Regions from separate parts of the Homo sapiens genome. Here region 2 is linked to region 1. Evidence: chromatin loops called from intact Hi-C (ENCODE). Cell type or tissue: chondrocyte. All regions are shown on one strand. Links, peaks and the distances in the headings refer to the core of each region. The heading gives the core; the rest is flanking DNA. Region 1 holds the start of ZNF701 (zinc finger protein 701). Region 2 overlaps LOC122539214 (Zinc finger protein LOC122539214).

Region 1 (11,819 bases), core at 3,127-11,126:
TGTGGAGTCTGCAGTGGGAGGATGGCTTGAGCCTGGGAGGTCAAGACTATAGTGAGCTGTAATCATGCTACTGCACTCCAGCATGGTTGACAGAGCAAGATGCTGTCTAAAAAAGAATACTTATTGTAAAGTTTGGGTACAGGAATAATGAAGTCATTGATAGTTTATGAACAGGCTATGGAGTTGATGCCCAAAAGAAATAAACAGTTTGTAAATGAATAACTTATTTTGAGTTGTGACAAGACAATGTTGAAAGTGATGCATGAAGCGGCAGGCAGACCATCCACATCAGTTTTACAGAAAAAAAGTTAATCTTGTTCGTGCTGCAGTGAAGAGAACAGCAAACAGGAGAAACAATAGTCAGGAATTCAATAATAGCCTGGTTAACATGATGAAACCCCGTCTCTACTAAAAATACAAAGATTAGCTGGGCACAGTGGTGGGCACCTGTAATCCCAGCTACTCAAGAGGCTGAGGCAGAAGAATTGCTTGAACCCGGGAGGCGGAAGTTTCGATGAGCCGGGATCCTGCCGTTGCACTCCAGCCTGGGCAACAAGAGCAAACCTCTGTCTAAAACAAACAAACAAAAAGGTCTAGCCCCCTCTCCTCCTTTGTCTGCCATCATGGTGTGTGCTTGACTCCACTTCTTGTCATGTCTTCTCACAAGACTTTCAGGATTAAGCGGTTTCTGGCCAACAACCAAAAGTAAAATCGTCCGATTTCCCAGTGGATTCGAATGAAAACTGGCAATAAAATCAGGTCCAACTTTAAAAGGAGACATTGGAGAAGAACCAAGCTGGGTCTATAAGGAATTGCACGTGAGATGGCACACATATTTATGCTGTGTGAGCATCATAATCACGTTACTTAAGCTGAAAATGTCACTACCATCTGGAGACTTGGACATGTTTTATTGGGAATATATTTTTTTCTCTCTGAATCTGTTATGAACGCATTGGTTGGGTGGGTTCAGTAATAAACATGTGAGACCTTTCATTTCAAAAAAAAAATTTTAATGACATAATAGATTACCTAAATTTCTGTTTTGCTTTGTTTTGTTTTTTGAGATGGAGACTCCACTCGGTTCAGTGGATCGCACCTGTTGTCCTGGCACTTTGGGAGGCTGAGGTGGGAGGATTGCCTGAGACCAGGAGTTTCCTGGGAATCTTCTCATCTTCCCTAACCCAGTTCATGAAAGACCCTTGGACTTTACTGTTAGGGAAAAAATCTATATAAAACAATATCAGCAGCTGGGAGTGATGGCTCATGCCTGTAATCCCAACACTCTGAGAGGCCAAGGCAGGTGAATCACCTGAGGTTAGGAGTTCAACAACAGCCTGACCAACATGGAGAAACTGTCTGTATTAAAAATACAAAATTAGGCAGGGTGCGATGGCTCACACCTGTAATCCCAGCACTTTGGGAGGCCGAGGCGGGCGGATCACGAGGTCGGGAGATTGAGACCATCCTGGCTAACACGGTGAAACCCCGTCTCTACTAACAATACAAAAAATGAGCCAGGCGCTGTGGCAGGGGCCTATAGTCCCAGCTACTCGGGAGGCTGAGCAGGGAGAATGGCGTGAACCCTGGAGGCAGATCTTGCAGTGAGCCGAGATAGCACCACTGCACTCTGGCCTGGGCGAAAGAGTGAGACTCCGTCTCAAAAAATAAATAAATAAATAAATAAAAATACAAATACAAAATTAGGCGGGCATGGTGGCACATGCCTGTGTAATCCCAGCGACTCAGGAGGCTGAGGCAGGAGAACTGCTTGAACTTGGGAGGCGGAGGTTGCTGTGAGCCAAGATCACGCCAATGCACACCAGCCTGGGCAACAAGAGCAAAACTCCATCTGAAAAAATAAAAAACAATATCAGTGTGTCAAAGCATTATGTCTGTCACAATACTTGTGAAAGGAAAATCAAAATTACTAACCAAAGAGAAAAGTCAAGCTGGGAACTGTGTTAGACAAACCTGCCTCCCATTTTATTCCTAAACAATATAGCTACAAGGACTAAACCAAAAATCTACATACTCCACTCACAAACTGTGGGCCTCAAGATCTCCACCCCAAAATAGTTCTGTTGAATTTCACCCTGGCAATGTAAACTGAGAGCTTATCTTCACAGGTGTAGGAAAGAACCCATCCCTCTGCACACCTGAGTCAAATGTCTGTCTGACTACTTCCCCTGACCTATTTTTTATGTAAAAATTCAGGGTCACTGAGCCAGCCTAAGGCATAAGTGACTATTCCTCCACCCTCTCTCACATATAAATTGTGTATTCAATGAAAGGTTGATCAAAGACTCAAACAATGTGATCATTTGTTATCTCCCTGTGACCTGGAAGCCCGCAATTCCAGTTATTTCACCTTCCCAGATCGAACCAAGGTGTATCTTATATGTATTGATTGATGTCTCATGTCACCCTAAATTTGTAAATTGCAGCCTGAACATCTTGGGCACACGTCATCAGGACCTCCTGAGGCTGTGTCATGGGTGCATTTTAACCTTGGCAAAATAGATTTCTAAATTCATTGAGACCTAGTAGATACTTTTGGATCACAAGCTCATGAACACAGAAAAGATCAAGATAGAATAAGGAAAAAATGAGTATAATGGAAAGCACAAATCAGTTCCAAAATCTCAACTCCTTCATATTTATTCACCATAGGGAAATGCTTTACAACTTTGTGGGATTAGAGTCCATTTGTGAAAGATTTTATATATATATATATAGTTTGTTTTGTTTTGTTTTTTGAGACGGAGTTTCAATCTTGTTGCCCAGGCTGGAGTGCAATGGTGCGATCTCGGATCACTGAAACCTCTGCCTCCCAGGTACTACGGATTCTCCTGTCTCAGCACCCCAAGTAGCTCAGATTACAGGCATGCATCACCATGCCCGGCTAATTCTTTTGTATTTAGTAGAGACTGGGTTTCATTATGTTAGTCAGGCTGGTCTTGAATTCCTGACCTCAGGTGATCCACCTGCCTCAGCCTCCCAAAGTGCTGAGATTACAGGTATGCGCCACTATGCTGGGCCAAAAGATATATTTCTAGTATTAGATTGAAATAAAAACCCATTCTATATAACTTTAGCTAATTTAAAACGCAAATAATAGATAATTACATAGATACACAAAACTTTATAATATTTCACTTAGTATTGCTATTACTATGTTCTTGGGGCAGAAGCTCAGTCTGTCAGATACATTACAAAAGGATGGTGTCTCCATAATTGTGCTTAGGACTCTGGTGCATAAGTGGATAAACTGTTAAACAGGATCCTAGGGGAGCTAGGGTGACAAAGTTCAAGTCCATTAAAACTAGCAACATACATTCCTTACTGCTCACGCATGACTCATGGTCTTAAGATGTTTACAGTTAAGAAAAGCAGCTTAATCATACCTGCAAGGACAAACTCCTACATAAACACAATGTCCAGATGACCCAATATCCCATGACAATGTATGCTTCTAAGCTAATTACAGTCATGCTTTCACGTACTTGCACACTAAAATACCAAGGATAGGTGTTTTTTTTTTTTTGATGGAGCTTCACTTTTGTCATCCAGGCTGGAGTGCAATAGGACAATCTCGGCTCATTGCAACTTCCACCTTCCGGGTTCAAGCGATTCTCCTGCCTCAGCCTCCTGAGTAGCTAGGATTACAGGCATGCACCACCACCCCCGGCTAATCGTTGAATTTTCAGTAGAGACGGGGTTTCATCACGTTCGCAAGGCTGGTCTCGAACCCCTGATCTCAGGTGATGCCCCCACGTCGGCCTTCCAAAGTGCCAGAATTACAGGCGGGAGCCAATGCAACCGGCCAAGGATAGCTTTAAATCAACAAAGTAATAAGTTTTGTTACACTGTCAGCCCACTGGCAGGTAGACATACCTTAGTTTTTACCTAAGCACCTATGTAAGAGAAACTTTAAGAGAAGGCAGTTCCCTTTGTTTTTGAGGTCGCCCTACTGTGTAACTGGTAGTTTTCTTTTTTTTTTCTTTTTTTTTTTAAGACGGAGTCTCGCTCAGGCTTGAGACACCTTGTCCAGCTGTATTTTTTATTATTATTATTATTATTATTATTATTATTATTATTATTATTATTTTGTTTTTGAGACTGAGTTTCACTCTAGTTCCCTGGGCTGGAGTACAATGTCATGATCATGGCTCACCACAGCTTCCATTTTCTGGGCTCAAGCGATTCTCCTGCCTCAGCCTCCGGAGTAGCTGGGACTACAGGCTCATGCCACCACTCCAGGCTAATTTTTATATTTGTAGTAGAGACGGGGTTTCTCTATATTGGTCAGGCTGGTCTCGAACTCCCGACCTCAGGCCATCCGCCGTCCTCAGCCTACCAAAGGGCTGGGATTACAGGCTTGAGCCACCGCGCCCGGCCTGAAGTAGAATATTTTAGAAAGTAATTAAACCTTTTTTCAGCATAATAACCCAGAGATGTACTTCTGAAGGACTTAGAATCTCTTCTTGAAAGGCAAGCAACAAGGGAGATAGTACCTGTAAGTCAGTAGGAAATTAAATATTTCAAACATCAGCTATTTCAAATTTAAAGCTACAGACTTTTAAATAATTCGGAACCTTGAGAGGAACGTGGTCATGCAACCTGAGTCCGGTGGCATGCAGGCGCAACTTCTACAAGTTTTCCTGGCCAGGCATGCAGGCTCAGGCCTGTAATCCCAGCACTCTGGGAGGCTGAGGCGGGCGGATCGCCTGACGTCAGGAATTAGAAACCAGCCTGGCCAACATGGGGAAACCCCGTCTCTACTGAAAATACAAAGCCATTAGCCGGGCATGGTGGCGCACGCCTGTATTTTCAGCTATTTGGGAGGCTGAGGCAGGAGAACTGCTTGAACCCAGGACGTGGAGGTCGTAGTGAGCCGAGATCACATCACTGCATTCCAGCCTGGGCGACAGAGCAGGACGCCTTCCCAAAACAAAACAAAACAAAACAAAATGTGCTATACAATTTAGTTTCCTAATATCAATTTTAAAAAGTTTTCGTGTAAATAATTAGGAAAACTAAGCAGCCCCAGAGATAAGACCTCCTGGCATCATTGTCCCTTCTTATGGAGTGATAATGTAACCTTCCTTGAAGTGTATCACTCCATCACCAGTCAAGCTGCCGCAGCCTATGCACTGGACTTGAATGGAAAATGTGGTGGTTCTGGGAAAGCTTCTCTGTATTTCCTTGTGTGTGTGAAATGTTAATGTCTCTACTTGGGAACGCTGACCCCATTCATTTGGAGTTGAGGTTTCCAGGTGGCTATTCTCATGCTTTGTGTCCAAATAAACTCTATAATTAATAATGTATTCTAAATTTCATTATTTACTGCTGACATCAGTTTCTGTTGGATTGTAGGAGCCTCACCAGAGAGGGCACCTGTCCGCCATGCTGTAAAACTCACACTTGCCAAAAATACATGGGTTAGGGTTTCTCCCCCTCCCTCAGGATGATGCTAGTTAGCTGACACAGATGGTCACCTCCATTACCAAGTAGAGCCAGGATGAATTATGTGTGACCAAGGGTGTTGTCAAGTCCTCTTCCCTGAGGACTGATCAGTGTTTATCTTGAAAACATGTATTTGGGTTGTATAGAACAGTGAAGTTTCTTTCTCTCTTTTCAACCTCTCAACTGTCCTCTATTTCCCATCACATGCTGGTCTAAGGCCTATTTATTAATAAAATAGTTTTTATTTCTTTCTCTGTTATCGTCGTGAAGATGATTTCTCATTTAGGGGAAGATTTTTTTAGTTTTCAATTGTATTTTCTCAACATTTAAGAGCGAAGTGAAGAGTATTTCTTGGGCCAGGCACAGTGGTTCACGCCTGTAATCCCAGCATTTCAGGAGGCCGAGGCAGGCGGATCACTTGAAGTCAGGAGTTCGAGACCAGCCTGGCCAACATGGTGAAACCCCGTCTCTACCCAAAATACAAAAATTAGCCGGGCATGGTGGCCTGTGCCTGTAATGCCAGCTATTCCGGAGGCTGAGGCAGGAGAATCGCTTCAACCCAGGAGGCAGAGGCTGCAGTGAGCCGAGATGTCACCACTGCACTCCAGCCTGAGCGACAGAGAAATACTCCGTCTTAAAAAAAAAAAGAAAAGAAAAAAAAGAAAGTAATAGATCTCTTCCACAAATGTGCTGGGACAATTAACTGGATATCCACATGGAAAAGAATAATGTTGTATCCCTATCTCACACAATCAAAATTTTATTTTAAAAATTAAAAGAGACGATGAGGGGAGCCCTGCGGGAGGGTGTGTTACTTTGTCGCCCAGGCTGGCCTGGACCCCCAGGCTCAGTGATCCTCCCGCCTCTGGCCCTCAGGCTCCCGCCCACCTGGCCGCATTCCTGCTATGTTTAAGCAGTAGGTGGTGACTTCACTCCTCCCTGGCCTGAACACTCCGTCGCGCATCCCAGGCGGAGGCCCTAGGGAAGTCTCTGAAGCTGAGCACAGGGTGGACTCTCCCTCCTGAGTGAATGGAGAATAGAAAGGGAGAGGATTTCTGTTCTGTTCTGTGGGCCGTCAGCATGAAATTGTACGTTCCGCCCAGGCAGGGCTTTGCATTTTACATTCTTGTTTGCATCCCCGTTCCAGACAATTCCAGGGCTTTCGAATCGTGCTTCAGCCTTCCTGACCGCTCTCGCCTCCAAAGCCCGAAAAATAGAGTCGCTGGGAGCGAGGCTGAGAGACGCACAGGTCCCGCCCCGGCCCCGCCCTCTGCCGGTTCTAAAGGGCAAGGTCTCTCCGCCTGGGGCCCCGCCTCTACCTCGATCAGGCCCCGCCCACCTTCTCGTTGGCTCCACCCAGGCCTGGCTTTAGTCCTGTGCGCACACATCCGCGCAGACCAGGAAGCGGATCCCGTGGAGTGAAGGTCGCACCGCGGCGGTGAGTTTTGCTCTGTGTTGTATTAAGTCTGCACTCCCCATATCCCCGGCACTTCCGTACCTGGGACGTGGGGTCACCACAGACCTGTAAATTCTCGCCCATCTTCCTTCAACCAGAGCAAATGCAGACGTTCCCCTGGGAATCCGGAAGTCGCTTCCTTTTGTGTTTAAAGTCGCCCTGAGGCTGTTCCCGTCTCCAGTCTTTCTGCTACAGGGCGCTGTATACACTTCCTATCGCGTAGTTTCTGTGCTCAAAACCGTTTTTTAACTCCTCCCTCCCCGCGCTTTTCAAAGTCCTCACCCGAGATGTGTATTTCCGCCTGGGCGCCTCCCAGTCTCAACCTTTAGGCGCCTGAAGCGCAAACGTCGCGATCCCAGTCTCAGGGAGGCCGAGTTCTCTGCCTGGTGCTGGGATCTTGTGGACCCCACCGAAGGCGTCGTCGCACCCCACCTCCCGCCTCATGCTGGGCCTTGCTGCACCCCAAGTCTCCCCTTAGCAGTCACCACTTTCCTTGAGCCAGCGTTGGGGAGGTGCCAGGGGCCAGTCCTGTGACACGGTGTGTTCTTGCCTGCCTAGCTCCAACCCCTGAAAAATGAGCCTCTCTGGGATGCAGGCGTCTTACTTCAAACCCTCCTGTGATTGTGTGGGCTAAAGAGATCAGGAGACAGAGAGTAGTAGAAAACCTGAGACAGAGAAAAGAAGAATGAGAAAGACCCATAACAGATGGCAAAGTAGAGGATGGGTGAGGGATTTGCCAAGAGACAGCAAAAGTGAAAAAAAAAAGATAAGAAAGCAGGAGGAGAAAAGCAACTGGAGAAATGTAGAGAAAAGCTAGATGTACAGAGAGATGAAGGACAGACAGCAAGGTAGAGAGGGGCAGCAAAGAGGGAGGCTCATCAGAGTGAGAGAGAGAGAGAGAGAGAGGAGGAATTTGGAGCCAGGGCAGACAGAGCAGAGTGGTGCTGGTGGCAAGGAGAACAGAGGGAGAACCACAGCAGGGAGGACGCCTGGGGATCTGGGGTGCTAGAGAGTGGGGACGGGGGGTAAAACAGAGAAGAGAGAATTTAACAGGGAGAGCGGCAGAGATGCAGAGATGGGATAAGAGGCGGAAATATATGGAGATTGAGGACGATCGAAGAATTGGGGAGAAGGAGCAACAAGAGATTAAATAAGACGTGAGGATGGAGCCCAGGTAATTTTTGTATTTTTAGTAGAGACGGGGTTTCACCATGTTGGCCAGGCTGGTCTCGAACTCCTGACCTCAGGTGATCCACCCGCCTCGACCTCCCAAAGTGTTGGAATTACAGGCGTGAGCCACCGCACCTGGCCACCCAAGCATTCTTGATTGAAAAAGTTTGCTTATGTCTTAGTTCTACAGCTGACCCTCTTTCCCTGCTTTTTGTTTGTTTGTTTGCTTGTTTGTTTTGAGATGCACTTTCGCTCTTGTTGCCCAGGCTGGAGTGCAATGGTGTGATCTTGGGTCACCGCAACCCTTTTTGGTTTTTTTTTTGAGACGGAGTTTCGCTCTTGTTGCCCGTGCTGGAGTGCAATGGTGCGATCTCGGCTCACTGCAACCTCCACCTCCCGAGTTCAAGCGAGTCTCCTGCCTCAGCCTCCCTAGTAGCTGGGATTACAGGCATGTGCCACCACACCAGGCTAATTTTGTATTTTTAGTAGAGATGGGGTTTCTCCATATTGGTCAGGTTGGTCTTGAACTCCTGACCTCAGGTGATCTGCCCACCTCGGCTTCCCAAAGTGCTGGGATTATAGGCATGAGCCACCGAGCCCGGCCTACTCACCACCACCTTTACCTCCCGGTTTTAAGCGATTGTCCTGCCTCGGCCTTCCTGAGTAGCTGGAATTACAGGCAAGTGCCACAACATCTAGATAATTTTTGTATTTTTAGTAGAGATGGGGTTTCTCCATGTTGGTCAGGATGGTCTCGAACTCCCGACATCAGGTGATCCGCCTGCCTCGGCCTCCCAAAGTGCTGGGATTACAGGTGTGAGCCACCGCACTCAGCCTCCCTGTTTTGAAGGTAACTAGCTGTGTCTTTGTACATCTGCATTTTATAAATGTTACTGTAATTTTCTTGTGAGGAAGAATTAAATGTTGGGAATCAGTGGCATCAGAACTTGCAAAGGAAGTTTCTTTATCCCAGGTATGTGAAAGAGGCTTCTCTAATTTTCAAGGATAGTTTTGATAAGGCCAACCCTTTCCTTTATCCCTTCCAGGCCACCATGTAAGAATTCCGTTACATCTTTTCACTCATCTCAGACCTTCTCAGCGTGACTCGGTGAAAATGTCCCCGTTCTGAGGATGTCACAGCTAAATCTAAAGCAGATCATGTCAGTCCCTGGCAGGGAACCCTCCATGGGCTTCCTGTGTTCCCCAGGACAAAAGCCCAACTCCTCACTGTCACTCCACAGCCCTGTGTCCAGGGCCCCTGCCACTGTCCAGGCTCCTCCTGGGAACTTGCCCTCATCTCATGACTCCCTCTGCCCCAGTCACATTTGCTTTTCTCTTTTCCCAAACATCAAAACCCTTCCCGTCTCAGGTCATTTTCACTGCTCTTACCCTATTTCTCTAAATGCTCACAGCACTGTCCCTTTCTCCTTCAGGTCCTGGCTCAGAAATGTCTCCCATGCCCTCCCACCCCCAACTGAATTTCCCTCTGCCCATCAGTCTCTATCACATTACTCAGGTTTTATTATCTCTGTGTCAGTCACATCAGAAACACACTTTTTTTCTTTTTCCAAAGAGTCTCGCTCTGTCCTCCAGGCTGTGAGTGCAGTCTTGTGATCTTGGCTCACTGCAACCTTTGTCTCCTGAGTTCAAGCAATTCTTGTGCCTTAGTCTCCCAAGTAGCTGAGATTACAGGTGTGTGCCACCATACTCTGCTAATTTTTGTATTTGTATTTTATTTTATTTTTGAGTCTTACTCTGTTGCCCTGGCTGGAGTCCAGTGGTGCGATCTTGGCTCACTGCAACCTCCACCTTCCAGGTTCAAGCGATCCTCCAACCTCAGCCTCCCGAGTAGCTGGGCTTACCAATGCCCACCAAGCCCAGCTACTTTTTGTATTTTTAGTAGATATGGGGTTTCACCATGTTGGCCAGGCTGCTGTTGAACTCCTGAACTTGAGTAATCCTCCCACCTCAGCCTTCCAGAGTGCTAGTATTACAGGCATGAACCACCGCACCCAGCCCCAATTTTTGTGTTTTTAGTACAGACAGGTTTTCACCATGGTGGCCAGGCTGGTCTCAAACTCCTGAGCTCTACTGATCCTCCCCCTCAGCTTCCTAAGTAGCTGGGACCAGAGACACACAGACGTGCACCACCATACCTGGCTAAGTTTTTGTATTTTTGGTAGAGATGGGGTTTCACCATGTTGCCCAGGCTGGTCTCAAACTCCTGAGCTCAAGCGATGTACCCACCTTGGCTTCCCAGAGCGGTGGGATGACAGGCATGAGCCACCGCACCGAGCCTCTGCATGGGATTTGGTCAGGGCTGGGTCTGTGCCCTGAAAGGGAGCTCATTCCAGCCCAGCTCCCCACTGCTGCAGCGTGTGAGGGCTTCTCCAGGAGGGAAGCGAGAGTTTTCTTATAGAAATTTATTATCCCTGGTGCAGTGGGCAGCAGAGGTGACCATATTTTTTCAGAGTGAGGGCACCTTTGTATGTGTCATTGTGTTACAGGCAGGAGGTGTGTTGATTCTGAGCAGTAAACAACATATTTCTAACATTCAGGATTGACTTCTAAAGACTTGGTACGTGAGGAAAAAACACGGAAGAGGAAGAGGAAAGCAAAGGAGTCAGGGATGGCTCTTCTTCAGGTGAGATGATATTCTCGGGGGATTGTTCTGTCTCCTTCCTTTCAGAAATGCTGATCTTGGAGTTGGGAATCTTCTCTGAGTCTCAAGTGTCCTGCCTGACAGGTTTGCTCACACTCAACTCATGCCTTCCCTCAGTCCCTGTCATCTCACTTAGATTCCATCTCTTGTGACTGAGTGACATGAACTTGGGAAGAGGCTGCACTGGGCATGGTCCTGGGAAGGGCTCACACCCAGACATGTATGGAGATGGGGTGAGGGTCCCGCAGTGTCAGTGCTGTTGGGCAGCAGGGATTGTTCAGGGGCCACATCTGGATGCACTGTCAACTCTCTGTGGACCAGGATTAGAGCAGCTGCCAATGGAAGTGACCTATTAATGTGCACAAAGTACGTGGTAAATTCTAGAAAAGGAGACCAATAAGGGAAAATCTTTTCTCCCTAATTTTATACCACATTTTTAGGTAATTGAGTGAGTTACTGTGTTTCTGACTCAAAAAATTGTACTAATTAGAATGGAAAGTTCATAAACAGACATGAATGATACAGGGGTTTTATTCCATCCTTATTTAAAGAATATGAAATCAACCTAAATAATAGCAGGAGATTTATTAAACCATTCTTAGCAAATTAAGCTGATGGAGACAGTGGTGTTACTGTGGAGAGGCTTTTGAAACAGGTGTTTTTTGTAAAAATGGTTACAATTTTTCTCAAATATGGGAGCAGTACTTGCAGCTGCCAAATTATCCTTTTCCACCAAGATGAGATTCCTCTTCAGTTAAACAAAATTTGCATATATATATATATTTGTGTTTGTTTGTTTGTTTTTTCGAGACGGAGTCTCGCTCTGTTGCCCAGGCTGTAGTGCAGTGGCACGATCTCCGCTCACTGGAAGCTCCGCCTCCCAGGTTTACACCATTCTCCTGCCTCAGCCTCCTGAGTAGCTGGGACTACAGGCACCCCCCACCACGCCCGGATAATTTTTGTATTTTTTAGTAGAGACGGGGTTTCACCGTGTTAGCCAGGATGGTCTCGATCTCCTGACCTTGTGATCCACCCGCCTCAGCCCCCCAAAGTGCTGGGATT
Region 2 (10,020 bases), core at 1,926-9,925, 76 kb after region 1:
CATTGTATGGCCTGGCCCCCAGGCGGCCTCCTCCCTCTTGCCCCGCCCCAGTCTTGTTCCAGGCACCGCCCCCACGCTCTAGCTCTCCTAGGTTCCTGCTTAAGTTTATACACTCATGGTCCACAGAGTCCTAAGCAGAAATATGGAAGACACCAAGCTCTGGTAATGTATCTATCTGACAGACTGAGCGTCTGCCTCAAGAACATAGCAATAGCAATACTAAGTGAAATATTAGGAAGTTTCACGTATGTATATAATTGATCATTTATTATTTGCAGCTTTAAATTGGCTAAAATTACATAGCATGGGTTTTTATTTTAATCAAATATTAGAAATATATCATTCATAAATGGAATCTAAGCACACAAAGTTGAAGAGCATTTCCCTATGTTGAATAAATATGAAGGAGTTCAGATTTTGGAACTGATTTAGTGCTTTCCATTACACTTAGTTCTTTTCTTTTCTTTTACTGTTTTTTGAGATGGAGTTTCTCTCTTGTTGCCCAGGCTGGAGTGCAATGGCGGCATCTCGATCATTTTGGAACTGATTTTGTGCTAGTTTTTTTCCTATTCTTTTTTTTCTGTGTTCATGAGCTTGTGAACCAAAAGTATCTAACAGGTCTCAATCAATTTAGAAATCTCCTTTGCCAAGGTTAAAAATGCACCTGTGACACAGCCTCAGGCGGTCCCGACCACAGGTGCCCAAGGTTTTCAGGCTGCAGTTTGGTTTTACATATTTTACAGAGACATGAGACATCAATCAATACATATAAGATGTACATTAATTCGGTCTGGAAAGGTGGAAAAACTGGAATTGGGGGGCTTCCGGGTCACAGGTAGATAATAAATTATCACATTCTTTGAGTGACTCATCAGCCTTTCACTGAATACACAATTTATATATGAGAGGGAGTAGAGGAATAGTCACTTATGCCTTAATCTGGCTCATTGACTCTGAATTTTTACATAAATAGGGCAGGGGAAGCAGTCAGATAGGCATTTGACTCAGGTGTACAGAGGGACGGGTTCTGTCCCACACCTGTGCAGATAAGCTATCAGTTTACATTGCCAGGGTAAAATTCAACAGAACTATTTTAGGGTGAAGAGCTTGAGGCTTCCAGTTTGTGAGGGGAGTATTGTAGCTTTTTTTTTTTTTTTTTTTTTTTTTTTTTGAGACAGTTTTGCTCTTGCCCAAGCTGGAGTGCAGTGGCCCAATCTCGGCTCACTGCAACCTTCGCCTCTTGGGTTCAAGCGATTCTCCTGCCTCAGCCTCTTGAGTAGCTGGGATTATAGGCAGGCACCACCACGCCTGGCTAATTTTGTATTTTTAGTAAAGACCGGGTATCTCCATGTCGGTCAGGCTGGTCTCGAACTCCCGACCTCAGGTGATCAACTGCACCCAGCCTCTAACTTTTTAAAAATCCTTGTAGCTATCTTGTTTAGGAATAAAACGGGAGGCAAGTTTGTCTGACACAGTTCCCAGCTTGACTTTTCTCTTTGGCTTAGTAATTTTTATTTTTCTTTCACCAGCTTGTGACAGACATAAGGCTTTGACACACTGATATTTCTTTATATACATTTTCCATAACAGTAAAGTCCAAGGGTCTATCATGAACTGGGTTAGTGGTGCATGTCTGTGTGTCTGTGGTCCCAGCTACTTAGGAAGATGAGGTGGGAGGATTACTTGAGCTCAGGGGTTCAAGACCAACCTGGTCAACATGGTGAAACCCTGTCTCTACTAAAAATACAAAAATTGGGCCGGGCACCATGGCTCATGCCTATAATACTAGCACTCTGGAAGGCTGAGATGGGCAGATTACTTGAGGTCAGGAGTGCAAGACCAGCCTGGCCAACATGGTGAAACCCTGTCTCTACTAAAAATACAAAAAGTAGCCAGGCTTGGTGGGTATCTGTAATCCCAGCTACTGGGGAGACTGAGGTAGGAGAATCGCTTTAACCTAGGAGTGGAGGTTCCAGTGAACTTGGGTGGTGGAGGTTGTAGTGAGCCGAAATCATGCCACTGCACTCCAGCTGGGCGACAGAGTGAGACTCAAAAATACAATAAACTAAAAATAAAAATACAAAAATTAGCCAGCTTTGTAGCACAAACCTGTAATCCTAGCTACTTGGGAGGCTGGGGCACAAAAATCGCTTGAACCCAGGAGACAGAGGTTGCAGTGAGTCAAGAAACAGAGACTGCACTCACAGGCTGGACCACAGAGTCAGACTCTGTCTCAAATAGAAAAAAAAAAAAAAGGCATTAACGATGTGAGTGATGCAGAGATAAAAATCCTGAGCAACTGTCGGGCATGGTGGCTCACTCCTGTAATCCTAGCACGTTGGGAGGCTGAGGTGGGTGGATCAAGAGGTCAGGAGATTGAGGCCATCCTGGTCAACACAGTGAAACCCCATCTTTACTAAAAATACAAAAAATTAGCTGGGTGTTGTGGCATGCACCTGTAGTCCCAGCTACTCGGGAGGCTGAGGCAGGAGAATTGCTTGAACCTGGGAGGTGGAGGTTGTGGTGAACTGAGATTGTGCCATTGCACTCCAGCCTGGGTGACAAGAGCAAAACTCTGTCTTAAAAAAGAAAAAAAAAAAATTCCTGAGTAACGTGAGAGACTGACAGGCAGAGGAATCTTCAGATGGGGGTGGGAGGGCATGGGAGACATCTCTGAGCCTAGACCTGAAGGAGGAGAAAGGGACAGTGCTGTCATCATTTAGGTACATAGTGTAAGAGCAGGGACAATAACCTGAGACAGGAAGGGTTTTGATGTTTGGGAAAAGAGAAAAGCAACTGTGACTGGGGCAGAGGTAGTCATGAGATGAGGGCAAGTTCCCAGGAGGAAGCTGGACACTGGCAGGGGCCCTGGACACAGGGCTGTGGAGCCACAGTGAGGAGTGGGGCTTTTGTCCTGGGGAACACGGGAAGCTGGTGGAGGGTTCCCTGCCAGGGACTGACATGACCTGCTTTAGATTTCGCTGTGATGTCCTCACACAGAGAAAGGCCCCGAAGATGGTCTCTGTGTCTGAGTCTACAACTCTGTTTCTTCCATTCTTCTTTTTTTTTTTTTCATTTTTAGGGTACTGCATCCCATTTAAAATTCTAATTACAACTGGACAGTCCCCTCTCACAGAAAAAAAGCCACATCCAGACACCCACTCTATTTTGCCAATCATTTCAGGGGCCAGGGTCACTCAGGTTGAGCTTTTCCGGTCTAGCCCCTCATCTGCAAGTTGCAGGGAGGCTCACTGAGGCTCAGAGTGAAGACATTTTCACCGAGTTACCCTGAGAAGGTCTGAGATGAGTGAAAAGATGTGTCTGAATTCTTACATGTGGGCCTGGAAGGGCTAATGGGAAGGGTTGGTCTTTATCACACCCATTATTGAAAATTAAAGAAGTGTCTTCCACATACCTGGGCTAAAAAAACCTCTTTTGCAAGGTTCTGATGCCATTGACTCCCAACATTTAATTCTTCATTACAAGAAAATCACAGTAACATTTATAAAATGCAGAAGTGTGAACACACAGTTATTGACCTTGAAAACAGTGAAAGAAGGTCAGCTGTAGAACTAAGACATGAGCAAATGTTTTCAATCAAGAATACATGGGTGGCCGGGTGCGATGGATCATGCCTGATATTGCAGCTTTTTGGGAGGTCGAGGCAGGTGGAGGTCTCAGGAGTTTGAGACCAGCCTGGCCAACATGGTGAAACTCCATTTCTACTAAAAATACAAAAAATTACCTGGGCATGGTGACAGGCACCTGTAGTCCCAGCAACTTGGGAGGCAGAGGCAGGAGAATAGCTTGAACCCGGGAGGAGGAGGTTGTGGTGAGCTGAGATCTCACCATTGCACTCCAGTCTGGGCAACAAGAGCAAAACTCCATCTTAAAAAAAAAAAAAAAAAAAAAGGGGGTGCTTTTGGCACAGCGTTCCGTGCCAATCCAACCCATCTTTCAACATTTGTCCAGAATGGACCAGAGGGCCTGAGGGAAACATGCACTTAATAGCTTACAGCTCAAGATTTTAACAAATGACATAAGGAAAGAAAACTGAAAAATAGACTAACTGGTTAAACTACACTTTGATGTTACGGTAAAAGGTCACTGACATCTTTACCGGGTACACACTGAAACAATCAAACCTCTGCATTAGGTACCAAAGGTTTCCAATAAATAATAAAGACTAGAAAGCATGCACATCTCGATTTGAACCAGACACAAACAGAAACTATTTTGAAATTGTTTTAAAAAATATAACAAATTCTGGGGTCAACAGGAAAATAACTGAAAAACATACATGTACAGAAAAAAATGATGTGAGCTGATTATAGGATGCAACAAAGGCATCTTTCAGAAGTGATTATGTATTAAAAAAGAAATTTTGAAAACTAAGATTTATCTTGGCCAGGCACAGATGCTCACGCCTGTAATCCCAGCACTCTGGGAGGCAAAGATGTGCAGATCACCTGAGGTCAGGAGTTTAAGGTCAGCCTGGCCAACATGGTGAAACTCCATCTCTACTGAAAATACAAAAATTAGCTGGGCGTGCTGACATATACCTGTAGTGCCACCTACTCAGGAGGTTGAGGCAAAAGAATCACTTGAACCCGGGAGACAGAGGTTGCAGTGAGCCAAGATCATGCCACTGCACTCCAGTGTGGGTGACTGAGTGAGATTCTGCCCCCCCCCAAAAAAAGGATAAAGAAAGAAAAATAGAAAAATGAAGAGGAAACAGAAAAAAAAATAAAGTAAATCTATTACACAAGAGAACAAAAGCAGTTTTCATGTTCCTGTTTTTGATTTTGTTTATTTTTTGTTTGTTTGCTTGTTTTTGTGAGATGGAGACTTGCTCTGCCACCCAGGCTGCAGGGCAGTGGCATGATTTCGGCTCACTGCAACCTCTACTTCCCAGGTTCAAGTGATTCTCGTGCCTCAGCATCTTGAGTAGCTGTGACTACAGGTGCATGCCACCACGCCCAGCTAATTTTTGTATTTTTAGTAGAGACCAGGTTGCACCATGTTGGCCAGGCTGGTCTTAAACTCCTGACCTTAGGTGACCTGCTCATCTCAGGTTCCCAAAGTGCTGGGATTACAGGCATGAGCCACCATGGTTTGATATTCCTTTAAAAAATTATATGTAGGCCAGGTGTGATGGCTAATCCCTGTAATGCTGGTACTTTGAGGGTCCAAGGCAGGAAGATCCTTTGCATCAAGGAATTTGAGACCAGCCTGGGAAACAGTGAAATCCCATTTCTCCAAACAACAACAACAACAAAACTAGCTGGGATTGGTGGCTCATGCCTGTGGTCCTAGCTACTCGGGAGGCCAAGGTACGAGGATCACTTGACCCCCGGAGGTCAAGGCTACAGTTAGAGGAGATCACTCCATGGCACTCCATCCTGGGTGATAGAGCCAGATGCTATCTGAAAATATTAATTAATTAGTTAATTAAATTAAAAGTATTATTGAGGCAGAAATTAAAGAAGAAAGCAAATTTTCCTCTGCTGAGCTCACTCACTCCAAGGATAGTAACATGAAAGGCCATAGAAAGGTTTGTGGTGACCCAGTCTAAGAAACTGGATACATCCCCCCCAACTACACATGGTTAAGAAAACAAATTCCTTTACTGTCTCTCCTTTCCCAGAATCATTAATTTTGACTATTTTTGCAAATGTCTGCATGTCTGTATTTAGCAAACTCTGTAAGTTCCTGTTTTTCTTTTGATGCATCTGCAAGGTCACAGCTAAGCAAGGCCACAAGTTATACCAAGGCAGCAGTTATGGTATAGATTACATAACCTGTCACTGTATGATTTACTGTCTTTGTCCTGCTTCTGTAAGCTTGCCTATATAAGCCCAGCTCTGTCTTTGTTCTGGGCTTAGCTTTCTGGATGTGAGTCCACTGAGCTGGTGTGCACCTTAATAAAACTCCTATGTTTCACCCATTGATCTCTCCAGTCCTCTCATTTCCCACATTATGTAATAACAGAAAGTGGTTTTTTTCCCACCTCACCGCCCCACTTCCTACACCACCCTGCAAAAAGGGAAGAGAGTGAGACTCTCAAGTGAATAAATCACTATCCTGTGGCTGAATAGGGATTCCAAGTGAAAACTAACCTCTGATGCCAAGATTTATAGAATGTACATGTCTTATAGATAGGCATTTTAAAATTCTCAGTTTCATCTGTATAATTTAAATAATTTATTTATTATATACACAGAAGTGAAGATGTCACAAGTAATCATATCCAATGAACTCACTCACTCATCTGCCTTGGCCTCTAGAGTAGCTGTGAGTACAGGTGTGCACCATCATGCCCTGTTAATTTTTGTTTTTTGGAAGAGATGGGGGGTCTCACTATGTTACCCACACTGGTCTCAAACTCCTGGACTCAGGCAATCCCCTTGCCTCAGTCTCCTAAAGTGCTGGGATTACAGGCATTAGTCACTGTGCCTGGCCCCTCTGTCTTCATTACTGTGCTTCCCTCCCTAATTCTGTAAATATCTCTCATTCTCCCCTTCTCTCTCTAGCTCTTTTTTTTCTATTTCCCTGGGATTCTGCACCTCATTCTGTACCCCTCTCTTCTGCTGCTGTTTATTCCCTTCTTACCTCTATTCCTTCTCTTCCACCTCTTCTGCTTCATCCTTGGAACTTATATAACCTCTTGTTCCTCCTTCTCCCCAGTCTTTCAATCATCCTCAATCTCCATATATTTCCACCTCTTCTCCCATCTCTGCACCTCCTCTTTTCTCCCTGTTAAATTATCTCTTCCCTGTTATACCCCTCTGTACCCACTCTCTGGCACCCTAGATTCCCAGCTGTGTTCCCTGCTGTTGTTCTTCCTCTGTTCTCCTTGCCACCAGCACCACTCTGCTCTGTCTGTCCTGGCTGCAAATCCCTCCTCCTCTCCCTCACTCTGATGAGCCTCCCTTTTTGCTGCCCCTCTTCCTGCCTTGCTGTTCTTCATCTCTCTGTACATCTAGCTTTTCTCTACATTTCTCCAGTTGCTTTTCTCCTCCTGCTTTCTTATCTTTTTTTTTTTTCACTTTTGTCACCTCTTGGCAAATCCCTCACCCCTCCTCTACTTTACCATCTGTTATGAGTCTCTCTCATTCTTCTTTTCTCTGTCTCAGGTTTTCTACTGCTCTATGTCTGTCTCCTGATCCCTTTGGCCCACAGAATTGTGGTAAAGGTTAAAAAGAAAAAGAAACAAGTTTTCTTCTGCTTAGCAGCTCACTTCAAGGAAAGTTATAAGATAACGCTGTCCAAAAAGCTAAGGCTAAAGTAATGGGCTCTAGACACTTTTTAAATTCCAGAACAAAGTGAAGGAAAAAAAAAAGAGAGAGAGAGAGAAAGACAAATTCTTCTACTGTTACTCATTTCCCTAGTCTCTTAAGCATGACTATGTTTTACAAATGTCTGTATTTAGCCAGTTCTTTTTTTTGACACAGCTACAAGGCCACCAGCTATGTAGAATCCAACTTCTCTAAGACTCATACAATATAAGCCCTATACTGTAATCTTGTTCAGTCCCGCTGCTGTTAAAGTTGCAGGTGTTGTGCCTTAGATCCACCACAGTCAGCTGAAACTGGCAGCTCAAGACAAGTAGACAAGCCAGCAGGACCCAGATCATCCAACTCATCCTGAGATGAGATCAACCTGCTGCTAAAGAAGACTGCCTGCTCTAGTCACTACGGAGTCTGACCAGTCTATGCACAGCTGAAGCTTGAGGGAACAAGCCCTGTTCTAGTCACACACCAGAAGCTGACTAGTCTATGCATGGCTGAAGCTTGAAACTCCAGGCCCTACCTCCACCTCCACCCTCTAACCAGGCCCAGCTTCCAAAGCAGCCTCCACCCTCTTGCCCAGCTCCAGCGACAGTTTTCATGCCCTGCCCCCTCAACGACCTTTCCCTTCTCCCGCCGGGTCCCCACCCACTGTCCAGAACCCACCCAGACAGGGTTGAAGGCCCACACACGGTTGTTCTTCAGCACTCGAGGCTGACACAGGTGAGTGGTTTTTTTGTCTTCCTGCTTCAAACCTGGCTTTCGCAGCACCCCAGCACCAATTCCAGCCACACCAGGAATCTGCATGCTTTGGGATATTGAAATCCCCCACGTGAGTTTGTGCAGTTGTCAGGAAGTCCCAACTTCTCCAAGGGAAGCAGGCAGGCTGGTGGCTTTGCAGCTTTTGTATCGTTTTATAAAATGATACAAAAGATCTTGTATGAGCCGGTATGACACATCTGACAACTTTACAGGTAATATTGGAGTATTATATATAAGGCAGTTGATTTGCAGGACTGCTATGAGAGTTTGGGAACGTAAATACCTATCCAGCCAAAACGTTCCCATTGTAGACCAGAAATTCCCGACCCAAGATCCTCAATGGGATAACGACACAGTCCACTAAAAATTCATGAAAGATATAAGGGAAATGATAATTAAAGGAATTCAGGAGTCAGTGCCCTGTGCTCAGAATCTTCCCCGAGCATTTTAGATAAAACAGAAAAAAGATGAAAGCCCTAAAAACTTTCTAAAAAGACTATGAGAACAAATGAGAAAATATGCACATTTGGATCCAGAAGACCCTAGCAGGCAAGAAATGTTAAAGCTACATTTTGTTACCAATAGCTAGCCATTGGTAGCCATTTAGCAAGCCATTGCAAAAAAAGTTACAGAAACTAGAAAACTGGAAAAAACAGTCTATACGGGAATTCTTAGAATAAGCTCAAAAAGTATATGTAAGGAGGGATGAAGAAAAACCAAAGCAAAAAGAAAAATTTTCTGACAGAATGCACCAGAGGCCAAGCTTAAGCCTCCATTTGCCAGGCCTCACAAAAGATATGAGACAGGGGGGCCACAGAACTCAAAGACAGGTAAAAAGGGAAAGCAAACCCAGTACCCTAAGACTCCAAAAACTGAAAAGGGAGAGGGACAAGACAAATGTTACAAGTGTGGAAAATTAGGTCATTTCAAAAGAGAATGTCCTGAGTGGAGAAAGGAGAAAAAAAAATCCCACTTAAGGAATTTAAAGAATAAGGAAGTCAAGGGCTCTGTCTTTTCTATCTCCAGTCCCACTGAGAGCCCGTGGTAAATTTAAAGGTGGGACCAAAACATGAGCTTGTTACTTTTCTTTCTTTTTTTTTTTTGAGACAGAGTTTTGTTCTTGTTGCCCAGGATGGAGTGCAATGGCGTGATCTTGGCTCACTGCAACCTCTACCTCCCAGGTTCACGTGATTCTCCTGCCTCAGCCTTCCCAAGTAGCTAGTATTATAGGCATGTGCCACAAAGTCTGGCTAATTTTGTATTTTTAGTAAAGATGGGGTTTCTCCATGTGGGTCAGGCTGGTCTCGAACTCTCGACCTCAGGTGATCCGCCCACCTTGGCCTCCCAAAGTGCTGGGACTACAGGTGTGAGCCATGGCACCCAGCCGAACTTATTACTTTTCTAATAGACTCAGGAGCTTCCCACTCCTCTGTTTGTTTTGTGCCCTCTAATATAAATTGTTTATTAGAAGAACTTCAAGTTTTAGGAGTCAAAGGGGAAGGATTTAAAGCCAAAGTCTCAGAAAAAACAGAAGTCAGATTTGAAACCCGATCAACCAATGTTAAATTTTTGCTACTTCCTAAGGCTGGGACAAACTTGTTAGGAAGTGGCCTAATGGCAAAGTTAGGTATAGGCTTGCGTGTAAGCCCAGAAGGATTCTTCACTTCATTAAACCTGTTTACTACAGCAGAAGAAAGCTACATCAATGCTAATGAGTGGTCAAGGGAGGGAAATTGAAGGAAGCTACAAGTTCCTCCAATTCACATAAAGTTAAAAACTCCCAGGGAAACAGTGAAAAGAAACCAATATCCAATTCCCTTAGAAGGTAGATTAGGTTTAAAACCTCTAATTGAGAGCCTTATCTGAGATGGGCTACTTGAACTGTGCATGTCTCCCTATACTACTCCAATATTACTTGTAAAGTAGTCAGATTGGTGATACTGACTTGTAGAAGATCTTCAAGCCATTA

What was found. Hi-C counts contacts between places; a loop is a spot of excess contacts. Peaks named below come from ENCODE experiments on the same cell type or tissue, not always from the same donor. Only the 100,000 strongest peaks of a DNase experiment are listed, where the experiment ranks them.
Region 2: it touches region 1 in a loop (3-fold over the local background); 12 of 110 quality-filtered maps call a loop at or near these places.

The regions. Positions count from the first base shown.
Region 1 is chr19:52,563,424-52,575,242 of GRCh38, forward strand. ZNF701 (zinc finger protein 701) reads left to right here and starts at 6,864. Exons shown (of 4, transcript NM_018260.3): 1 at 6,864-6,907; 2 at 10,654-10,739. The coding sequence starts at 10,725. It also overlaps a transcript of ZNF808 not described here and the pseudogene RPL39P34. RefSeq lists enhancers at 5,464-6,073, 6,883-7,132, 7,293-7,901. In chondrocyte, for the core only: a CTCF peak has its summit at 6,695 (motif pointing left); DNase peaks (open chromatin) are centred at 6,365, 6,808 and 7,324.
Region 2 is chr19:52,641,120-52,651,139 of GRCh38, forward strand. It overlaps LOC122539214 (Zinc finger protein LOC122539214), which reads right to left. Exons shown (of 4, transcript NM_001396016.1): 4 at 9,328-10,020. It also overlaps a transcript of ZNF83 not described here. Among named protein-coding and RNA genes, the nearest start is that of ZNF83, 7.8 kb to the left of the region's middle. RefSeq lists a silencer at 7,457-7,751. In chondrocyte, for the core only: no CTCF peak of the experiment used is centred there; no DNase peak of the experiment used is centred there.